2 separate regions of the Homo sapiens genome follow, and region 2 is linked to region 1. A link is a contact called in ENCODE Hi-C or POLR2A ChIA-PET data. All regions are on one chromosome and are shown on one strand. The core of a region is the stretch at or near the end of the contact, and the rest is flanking DNA. Distances in the headings are between cores, read along the strand shown.

Region 1 (4,977 bases), core at 1,698-4,197:
ATTTCGATCATGAATAGTAACAAATATATGAATTCAGCACACATTCCCAGCTGGTCATTCAAAAGGCAGTTTCCTAAACAGTTGCATGCCTTAGTCCTGTGACTTCTAATGAGTTAAGTAAAGTAAGAGATTCTCTTTTGGAACAATAAAAAATTATGGTTTTGTTTTTTTCTGTTTTTTTCTTTTTCTTTATTCTTTTGTTTAAATTTTTTCTTTTTTGTTTTATTTTATTTTAAAAGTGATTTTTTTTTTAAATGGAATTATAATGGAGGGAATAGTAGAGGGTTCCAGATCAGTTTTCTTTTCTTTTTTTTTTTTGAGACAGAGTCTCACTCTGTCACCCAGGCTGGAGTGCAGTGGCACGATCTTGGCTCACTGCAACCTCCGCCTCCTGGATTCAAGCAATTCTCCCACCTTAGCATCCCCAGTAGCTGGGATTACAGGCATGCGCCACCATGCCTGGCTAATTTTTGTATTTTTGGTAGAGATGGGGTTTCACCATGTTGGCCGGGCTGTTCTTGAACTATCTCAAACGATCCACCTGCCTTGGCCTCCCAAAGTGCTGGGATTACAGGTGTGAGCCACCACGACCGGCCTCAGGTCAGTTTTAAGAGTTGCAGTGATTCAGAGCCATTTGGTCAGCTTCAGCTTAAAGAATACCATGCAAGGTAACACATTTGTCTTTTTTGTGTACTATAGACAAAGGTTGAAAAAAACACCTTGAAGGAAACTTCCTTCTCCAGTAGATCACAGGAGAGGAATAAAGGTTTCAGATAACTGTTTCTCTAAGCTTTTAAAACATGTGATGTTATGCAATAACTTGAGAGGTCAGGTACATTTTATCTTTTCCTTTCAAAATTATCTTTGCCTCTTGTAATTGTTGATCATACTTTTATTTTATTTTATTTAGAAGAATGTCATTCTGTCACCCAGGCTGGAGTACAGTGGTAAAATCCTAGCTCACTGCAGCCTCATGTTGATCATACTTAAAAAATAAATAAATAAATGAATGTTTTCAGGGCATTATTAGGAGTGTCCATAGGGGTATTTCAGATGGGTGTCACTGGCTCATGAGCACCTCCATTGTTTTTCTCTCCCTCTCTTTTTTTTAGAGTAAAGATGGCAAAAGTCCACTGCACATGACAGCTGTCCATGGAAGGTTCACACGGTCACAGACCCTCATTCAGAATGGTAAGAGAGATGCTTCAGTAGTGTCATTATTTCGATAGTTTCTTGTTGTGAATTTGGCTGTCAGTCACCTGCATATGAAAGTCGATGCCCTGTTTTGGAGTTTTAGTAAGCATGCAATTACATAATTCTTTGATGTACTTTGCTAAAAACTGTTCATCAGACATGTCATCAACATCCACCTTAATAGTAAAAACATAAAGCCACAGTTTCACAGTCAATTTGGAGTCAGGCACAGAGCATGAGCTTTGAAATTGGAAATGATGTATTTATGTAGGCTCAAGATCCTGTGCATCTCACTCTGAAACTAATAAAGGTAAGTAGCATTCATTTTCCAGCAACAAATCTGAATTATTTTTAAATTTTAGAGTTCACTATAATTTCCTAAGTTAAAACTTATTAAGCTAGTTGGGCAAAATTAGGAAAAATGAGATGACTTAGAGGAAAAGCAGGTAAGGATGTGATATAAAGGATCATAAAATCACAGGCTTAGGTGGGCGTGGTGGCTCACGTCTGTAATCCCAGGCACTTTGGGAGGCCGAGGTGGGCAGATCACCTGAGGTCAGGAGTTCGAGACCAGCCTGGCCAACATGGTGAAACTCTGTCTTTACTAAAAATACAAAAATTAGCCAGGAGTGGTGGCAGGTGCCTATAATCCCAGCTACTCAGGAGGCTGAGGCAGGAGAATCGCTTGAACTCGGGAGGAGGAAGTTGCACTGAGCCAAGATTGTGCCATTGCACTCTAGCCTGGGTGACAGAGCGAGACTTTGTCTTAAAAAAAAAAAAATTCACAGGCTTGACAGAGAAGACCTGGGAAAGTCACAGTAATATAGTAACTTTCTGGGCTTACGACAAAGGTATGCTTGAACCATCAGGTTGTCACTGAAGTCAAAGTACTAGGGAGTATCATTTTACATCCTGGTTCATGTTACTAATAGGGGGTCATGGCCAGCAGCATCACTTCTATTAGTAAATCTTAGAGAGTATTTAAAAAAGACAAAAACCAGGTTTAGTTCAGATTTTAAGCTGATATTCCAGGTCAATCTGGCAGTTCCTATTTTTAGTTGACCCATACTTCTACTTCTCAAAATTCTGATATTAGTCAGTTTCCTTGGACCTGTATTTTTCTCATCTATAAGAATTTCGGACCACATACACTTGAATTATTAGTGGCACTGAGTTATGTCTTAGTCACTTAAGACATAAAACAAAGAAGTCATTTGACATTTGGATGGAAGACCAGCCAGTGGAATTATGCTTAGCAAGCAAAATATCTGCAGCAAAGCAAAGGAAATTTATATGCATTCCAGTGAAGCTATAGGGAAAAGAAATCCTAACAAGTTTCCAGTGAGCCAAGGAAGGTAAAACAGAAATTAACCGTGCAATACCCATTATTTCTAATTTGAAATATGTGCTATGCCTTTGACATTCATTTTATTGAAAAGGCCACCGTGTTTTATTTTGCTGAATGTAAATAAAGGGGGTCGGGGGGAGTGACCCTAGTCTCTTTCGAGCACGTCTCTTATGCCACTGTATTTCTCAACTGTTTTTCAGAAATAATGTCCACCCCCCTTTAAAAACAAACAAAACTTTTAGAAACAAACAAAACTTAAACAGCTTGGTTCCCTTTTAGAGCAACTTCAAGCTCCAGAGACAAGGTTGGAGGGAAAACAACTTTTCTCCTTCTAAGCACTGCCTTCCCCGCAGGTTCATCCCTGTGCGTCAGGCCATGCTGGTCATCTCTATGACGCATCTCCTCTCTGTCCTGCTGGCATGCTTACAACAGTCCCAGGGGACTGCTGGCAGCTTTGGCCTCTGCAAGAGCCATGTGGGCTGGAAGAATTCCATGTCCTGCCTGGATATTCTTGCTAGACTTTTTTTGTTTATTTGTGTTTTTGTTGTTGTTGTTGTTGTTGTTGTTGTTGTTTTTTAAGACACTTTCTCACTCTGTTGCTCAGGCTGGAGTGAAATGGGGTGATCTCAGCTCACTGCAACATCTGCCTCTCGGGTTCAAGCGATTCTTGTGCCTCAGCCTCCCAAGTAGCTGGGACTACAGGTGTGCCACCATGCCCAGCTAATTTTTGTATTTTTACTAGAGATGGGGTTTTGCCATGTGTTGACCAGGCTGGTCTCAACTCCTGGCCTCAAATGATCTGTCCACCTTGGCCTCCCAAAATGCTGGGCTAACAGGTGTGAGCCACCGTGCCCTGCTGTTGCTAGACTTTTGAGTTGGGGGAGACCTAAAAGAGACCCTGTCTCTTATCCTCTGTGGTCAGGGGATCTTTGTTTCAGAACCTCTCTCATTCTTGGTTGTCCTGGCATCTTGCTTATGGATTGGGTGGGGTCCAGGGGCCTGAATTGATAAGGATATAGTGGCTATAATATGTAGCCTATTATATATAATGATAAAGCTAAGTGATAATGATAAAGCCAAGTGTTCATAGTGTGCCAGGCACTTGGCTAAACACCACTTATAAAGCCTTTCAACCACCCTATGAGAAAAAGGTACTATGATTATCTCCATTTCAAAGATGAGGAAGCTGAGGCAGAGAGGTTGTCACTTGTGTCTGGATAAATGGCCAGTATGTTGAGGAATAGGGATCTGAACACAGGAAGTCTGACATCAGAGACTGAACTCTCAACCACCACGCTTATAAACATGACCTCCAGAAACCAATGGTGTTTTAAAAAAATTCCTTTTAAAATTGAATTCTGTTTACTCTGAGAGTCACTTATATTTGAAATAGAGTTTTCCCTGTAAAAGGATGCTTTGGTATTCTCTTATCTCAACTGACAATTTTTTTGCATTCATAACACATGTGAGAACTGTGAATTCTTCCATTTGACATTTTTTAAAATGCCCTTGGGGAGAAGAAAAGGAAGTTCTTTTTTTACCTCCTGTTTGTTGGCTTCCTTCTGGGAAGAATCTTGGGCTGTTGCTGGGACACTCCCTCTCCAGAAGCTCATGCCCCTAGGGCCTGGTGTCAGTCCCCCCAGAGTGGGACATCACCTAGCAGGAGCCCCTCTGTCCTCCAGGACCACATGGGCACAGCATTTGGCTCCCTGAAGCAACTAAACATGCTACTGAGGAATGTTCTTTGTATTTATTTGTTTTGTTAAATTGCATTGGTGTTTGGACTTTGAATAGTTTTCTCTGCTTCTCTGACTGCTCTCCAGTCAGGATTACTAGTTTTCATAACTTTGTTTTTCCAGAATCATCCAGCTTTAGTAAGACAATAATGAAAAAAAAAACCCCACTCTTTTTTAGTTAGTAAGCAAAGACTACCTCTGCTATCCAATCACATTGTTTGTTGTCTGAAGCTGTGTTGTCACAGCAATAGAGGGAAAGCAACTGACCAAAGACAGCATCTGGTGTCTGAAGGCATTTGACCTCACCATTGGCCCTAGGCACCCCCCTCAGATGCCGTCCAGCAGGTTACACAAGTTCAAAAATGATGTTTTCTTCACAGAAGCTTTAAAAATAAATAGAGTTTGAAAAGGAAGAGTCAAGTTGTAGGTTAGGATGAGTCAATGTGAGATTTTTGACCCTTTGGCTCACAATCCTTCCAAGGCAACTTAATAAGCTGATCATTCTTGTTTGTGCAATGAAAAACTAATTTCAGATGAATGCTTAGAGGATACTAATTAATTATCCTTTCTGACATGCTCTGCATACTTCTAAACTGGCAAATGTTTATTTTCCTCACTGGTTGTCAATGATCAATCTCCAATATTTAACTTGCAACCTTCAAATGACAAACGGTAAAGAGATTTCATTTGCATTCCAAG
Region 2 (4,977 bases), core at 754-3,253, 130 kb before region 1:
TTTCATTGAATTTTTCAATAATAGTGCATTTCCTGGCACATAAAAGGCATTCAATAAATTGATGAAATAATAAGTAATAAAGTTTAACAAGGATCTACTGATAAAGTTTTACTTATAATGCACCCTAGCAAGTTTTTATATATAGACTATTTTAAAAAAGATTAATCAAGACATTAAACCTAAAGGGAGATTTTTTTAAATGGTTTGGGAAGAAAAGCACAGTAATATGTATTTTTAAGATTAATATTGTACAAGTATTTTTATTATGTTTGAAGGTTTTTGGCTTATTTATTAGCAGAGGAGGAACTCTTTAAAGAGTTTCTTTTCCTCTTTCAGGCCACCAGCACTATGTAGTGAATCATTGAAATGATTCTTCCTTTTTATTCTCATGTTACTATCAAAACCTGGCACAATGGAGGCATATAATAAATCTTAAAGAACAATAAGTACCTCTACTTCTTAGAAAAAAGAAAAATCTTACCTTCTGAAACTTCTTATTTTTAAAAATGTTAATATAGATTCAAATGTTTTTTTTAAATTTTACATAACTTTTTCCAGATTGCAAAAGCAATACAAGTTCATTATAGAGAACTTGGAAATAGAATAATTAAAATTACCATAAACTTCTGGACCCAAGATAGTTGCTATTTAATTTTGATATATTTCTTACCAGTCCAGCATTTTTCCATGAGTATTCTACAGAGTGCTTGCCTAATATAAGATGTTCTGGTGAACAAGAGTTCAAGTAGAAAATCTATTTACTGTGCCCCTCTTGGAGATCCATGATGCATAGTGGCAGTATTAAAGGCTCTGAGAAGGTCTGCAAGAAAGAAACCCTTTGCATTATTTAATCAGTGTTTCCTAAGCTTATTTGACGACTAAGTCCTCTGTGTATGTATGTGTGTGTAGAATTTATTAGCATCCTCATACTTTGACAAATTTAATTCTATTTTCCTTTTCTTCTTTTAAGATGTTAGCTTTTCTGGGAGTCTATTCTGGTTATAGGACATTCCCCTTTAATTTTTCAGGGCCGATCTCTTGGTAGGCCTCAGAAAGAGGATGCAGAGCCAAAAAGAGAGAAGATGTGCCCTGGAAAGGAGGAATAGACTTAAAATGCATGATTACTGTGGGCTGCATTACAAGATTTTGCATACCCCCAGTCCAAAAATCAAATTTATTCATGTTCAGTAAGATGCTTCTGAGACTTTGCCAGCTGTGGATTATGCATTTGGGGAAAGCTGATGGAGAGGCCTTTGATCATAGGCTGGGTTGTTGTAGAACTTCCTGATTGCAAAGAGCAGACAATTACTTTTAAGAGAGGGTGTTGGGGGTGTGGGGAAGTGGGGAGGTAGCTATCGAACTGTGAGATTTGGTTATTATCTAGTATGCCATGTCCTTGGATCTGGCTTTCTGAGATGACTTTTGTTCACAGTAAAATCTTACATGTTGTGGCTAATAAAAAAAAAACTTGCTTCAAGACTGCTGTAGAGACACTGAATCTAAACTGGGCACCAACATTGTCACCCACAGAGAGAGACTTGCTAGAAACAAGTGAGGAAGCATCTCTAGCAATTTTGTGGAGGTTTTCTTTAAGCTTCTAGCAACTGTTGCTAGTGTCACTAGATTGCTGTTTTTAGAACAGTTTTAGGGATTTCCATCTTGCTTCCTACCCAGCTCTTTCTCTTAATTTTTGAAATGCCAAGAGCTTAGTGGTAGAAGTCTGAACAACTTTTTGTTTTTTTTAAAAGAAGGTCTTGGCTTGGCTCTTTTTTTTTTTTTTTTTTGAGCTGGAGCCTTGCTCTGTCACCCAGACTAGAGTGCAGTGGTGCGATCTTGGCTCACTGCAACCTCTGCCTCCTGGGCTCAAGTGATTCTCGTGCCTCAGCCTCCTGAGTAGCTGGGATTACAGGCACACACCACCACGCCCAGCTCATTTTCGTATTTTTAGTAGAGACAGGGTTTCACCGTGTTGGCTAGGCTGCTCTCCAACTCCTGACCTCAGGCGATTCACCTGCCTCTGGCTCCCAAAATGCTAAGATTACAGGCGTGAGCCATCATGCCTGGTTTACCTCTTGAATATATATATATTTATATCTAGATTTTCTTCTATAAACATTAATTCAACTATTCTTATTTTAGGAAATGTAGAAATTATATGACCAAAAATGCATATATTATAAGGGAATATATTAGAGAGATTTGCAGAAAAATGCAAGGCCCTTCATCTGATTGAAAATCTACGTTGAAGACATTTGAGAAGAAGCAGATTGGTTGCATTAGTTTTTACATAGGTGTTCACCTGGTCATATTTTTATGTTTTTCAGAGTATGAAATCCATTGAGATAGTGAAACTCCCAAAAACTAGTTACTAAAGCAAGAAAGGTATGCAATAGAACTGGCAGGTCTATAAAATGTGAAATGTTAAGTCTGCCTTTGGGACAGTGTAAATGTTGCAAAAATTTATCAAGATAGAAAACAAAAGTAAAACCAAGACACGTTGCAGAACTCAGTGACAGTTGGTTATCTTGCATTGAGTAATCTGTGGAAGAAACTGCTGACTGTTCCCCAATATCATCTTCCTTTCTTTATAAGTTATTTATGTTTCTCCTGGATTAAAGACTGTTTTTTTGGCCGGGCACAGTGCCTCACACCTGCAGTCCCAGCACTTTGGGAGGCCAAAGTGGGCAGATGGCTGAGCCCAGGAGTTTGAGACCATCCTGGGTAACATAGTGAAACCCCATGTCTACAAAAAATAAAATACTAGCTGGGCATGGTGGCTCATGCCTGTAGTCCCAGCTACTTGGAAGGCTGAGGTTGGAGGATTGCTTGAGCCCGGGTGGCCAAGGCTTCAGTGAGCCATGCTCTCTAGCCTGGGTGACTGAGACCATGTCTCAAAGAGAAAAAAGGACAATTTTTTCTAGCTTACCTTTTGGCCAGTTATGCCTTTGTGACTGTATTCTGGCAAGAGGATTTATGTGGAAATTTCACAAAATGGGGATCATTACCCTTGTTTATCCCATTCTTTCTTCCTGATGCCTGGAATTGGGTGAGATTGCTGGACTTGAGCAGCCATTGTGGATCATGAAGTAGAAGCAGATGCTACAGAGAATGGAGCAGCAAGACAGATGGAACCTGGGCTAGCCACGGTGGTTCACGCCTGTACTCCCAGCCGAGGGGTACAGGGCAGGCGGGTTGGGGGGCCAGGACGAGCAGATCACCTGAGGTCAGGAGTTCAAGACCAGCCTGGCCAACATGGCGAAACCCCGTCTCTACTGAAAATACAAAAATTTGCCAGGCGTGGTGGTACATGCCTATAATCCCAGCTACCCGGGAGGCTGAGGCAGGAGAATTGCTTGAACCTGGGAGGCTGAGGTTGCAGTGAGCTGAGATCGTACCACTGCACTTCAGCCTGGGTGACAGAGTGAGACTCCATCTAAAAAATAAATTAAAAAAAAAAAGATAGATGGAACCTGGGTCCTTATCACCATCGAGCACCATACCAGTCCTGGGTAACTTCTATAGACCTTGTTTACAACGAGGGAGAAATATATATATATCTTTCTTGATTAAGCCACTGTTATTTTGGGTTTTCTGTAACATGATGCTGAACCTAATCCTTCTATGGTATTATGCTACCCTTAGGTTAGACTGATTTTTTTGTCAAGGTTGTCATCATAGCACAGATCAAGATACAACCAGATTCACCTGAGAACAATCAATTTACTAGTGCTGATAGTATGTAGAGCCAGTTGACTAGGCAATGTTCAGAACAGACTTTCTATTAAATATCTTCCTCACTGTGCCTTTATTTGACCTGACCATTTTTTTTTACGGTAGAGTGTCAGGATGTGATATGGTTTGTTTATTCATTCAGCAAATGTAATGAGTGCCTACTATAGGCCAGCCATTGTGTTAGGCTCTGGGAATCCAGTGTGAGCCAAACAGGCATAGTCTGTGTCTTGACACAGCTTACAGTTTGGTGTAGAAGATGGATATTAATGAAAGGACCACACAGTTATATAATGACTGTACAAACTGTGACATGAGCACAGGAAGCTACCAGAACACATACAACGGAAGAATCTCATCTAGACTTGGGGTAGGAGGGCTAGTCAGGAAAGCTGTCTTGCACAAGTAGCTTTTGAATTGAGATGTGAAAGGTGAATTGGATTTAATCAGGTGAGGGTGGGTAGGATGTTCTAGATAGAGGGAATTGTCTGGACCAAAGCTCTGAGAAGGGAGGGGCTGCAGCATTTTCAGGAGTGGAAGGGCATCCGGAAGTTGCACTGGTGCACTGCATGGAAAGGAAAGTCATGGAAATAACCAAGCTGACTTGTCAAGGATGTCACTTTTGTAAGGCGTTAAACATTCCCTTTCATGACAAAATTATTTTAGAGGAGCTGATTTCATTCCAAATCTATCACAAAATAAATAAAACAATCAGACCTTTTGTATTTTAGGGAGTGATGCTCTGGGACATGTAATTAGGTGCCAGTTTTCTGTGCGCGATTCTCTTTTGTAGTGATTTACATGTTGTATATTAGCTGTCATTTAGACGTTTATGGGGTGGACAATGGGTGTGAATGGAGCCGGCATTACAGACATCACACACTCCGAATCTTCTAGTGAAAATGTTAATGGCATGAAATATTTTTAATGAGCACATGTTCCCTTGAGCAGAGTCCAATCCCACAGAAGGAGTTCAGCAGTGTAGCTTAAAAGCAAGAGGGTTGGCGAGTTTTATTTCTTGAGAAAAGTATTGCTGAAGTAGTATCTTTTAAGTTAATGCTACTGAAAGTAAAAACAGCAGAGGCAGGAAAATATTTGTTTTCCAAACATGTTTTATTTATAGATGGGTGAGTTCTTAGAAAAGATGATTTAATAATTGATTCATCTTTGTTTTGAACATATATAGTATTTTGTGCCTTTCTTTTAATTATAGTAACTAGTACTGAAACATTCAAGGGTGCAATACTC

The links. A loop is a pair of places that touch in the nucleus more often than their neighbours do. ChIA-PET counts read pairs that join two places held with the same protein, here RNA polymerase II (POLR2A). Pooled maps may share reads with other maps.
Region 2: a map with no recorded cell type shows a loop between it and region 1 (2.8-fold over the local background). The contact joins two enhancer-like sites. A Hi-C loop is called at or near these places in 3 of 37 single-sample maps with no recorded cell type and 4 of 50 pooled maps. POLR2A ChIA-PET finds 5 or more read pairs at or near these places in 4 of 52 experiments (activated CD4-positive, alpha-beta T cell, activated T-cell and naive thymus-derived CD4-positive, alpha-beta T cell).

The regions. Positions count from the first base shown.
Region 1 is chr2:197,106,980-197,111,956 of GRCh38, reverse strand. ANKRD44 (ankyrin repeat domain 44) reads left to right here. Exons shown (of 28, transcript NM_001195144.2): 9 at 1,113-1,191. Among named protein-coding and RNA genes, the nearest start is that of ANKRD44-AS1, 89 kb to the left of the region's middle. Within about 2 kb of position 2,947, at least 11 of the 41 ENCODE cell types and tissues checked have a DNase peak (open chromatin) inside an H3K27ac peak, as active enhancers do.
Region 2 is chr2:197,237,182-197,242,158 of GRCh38, reverse strand. All of the region lies in intron 1 of ANKRD44 (ankyrin repeat domain 44), which reads left to right. Among named protein-coding and RNA genes, the nearest start is that of ANKRD44-AS1, 42 kb to the right of the region's middle. RefSeq lists an enhancer at 2,450-2,499. Within about 2 kb of position 2,003, at least 6 of the 41 ENCODE cell types and tissues checked have a DNase peak (open chromatin) inside an H3K27ac peak, as active enhancers do.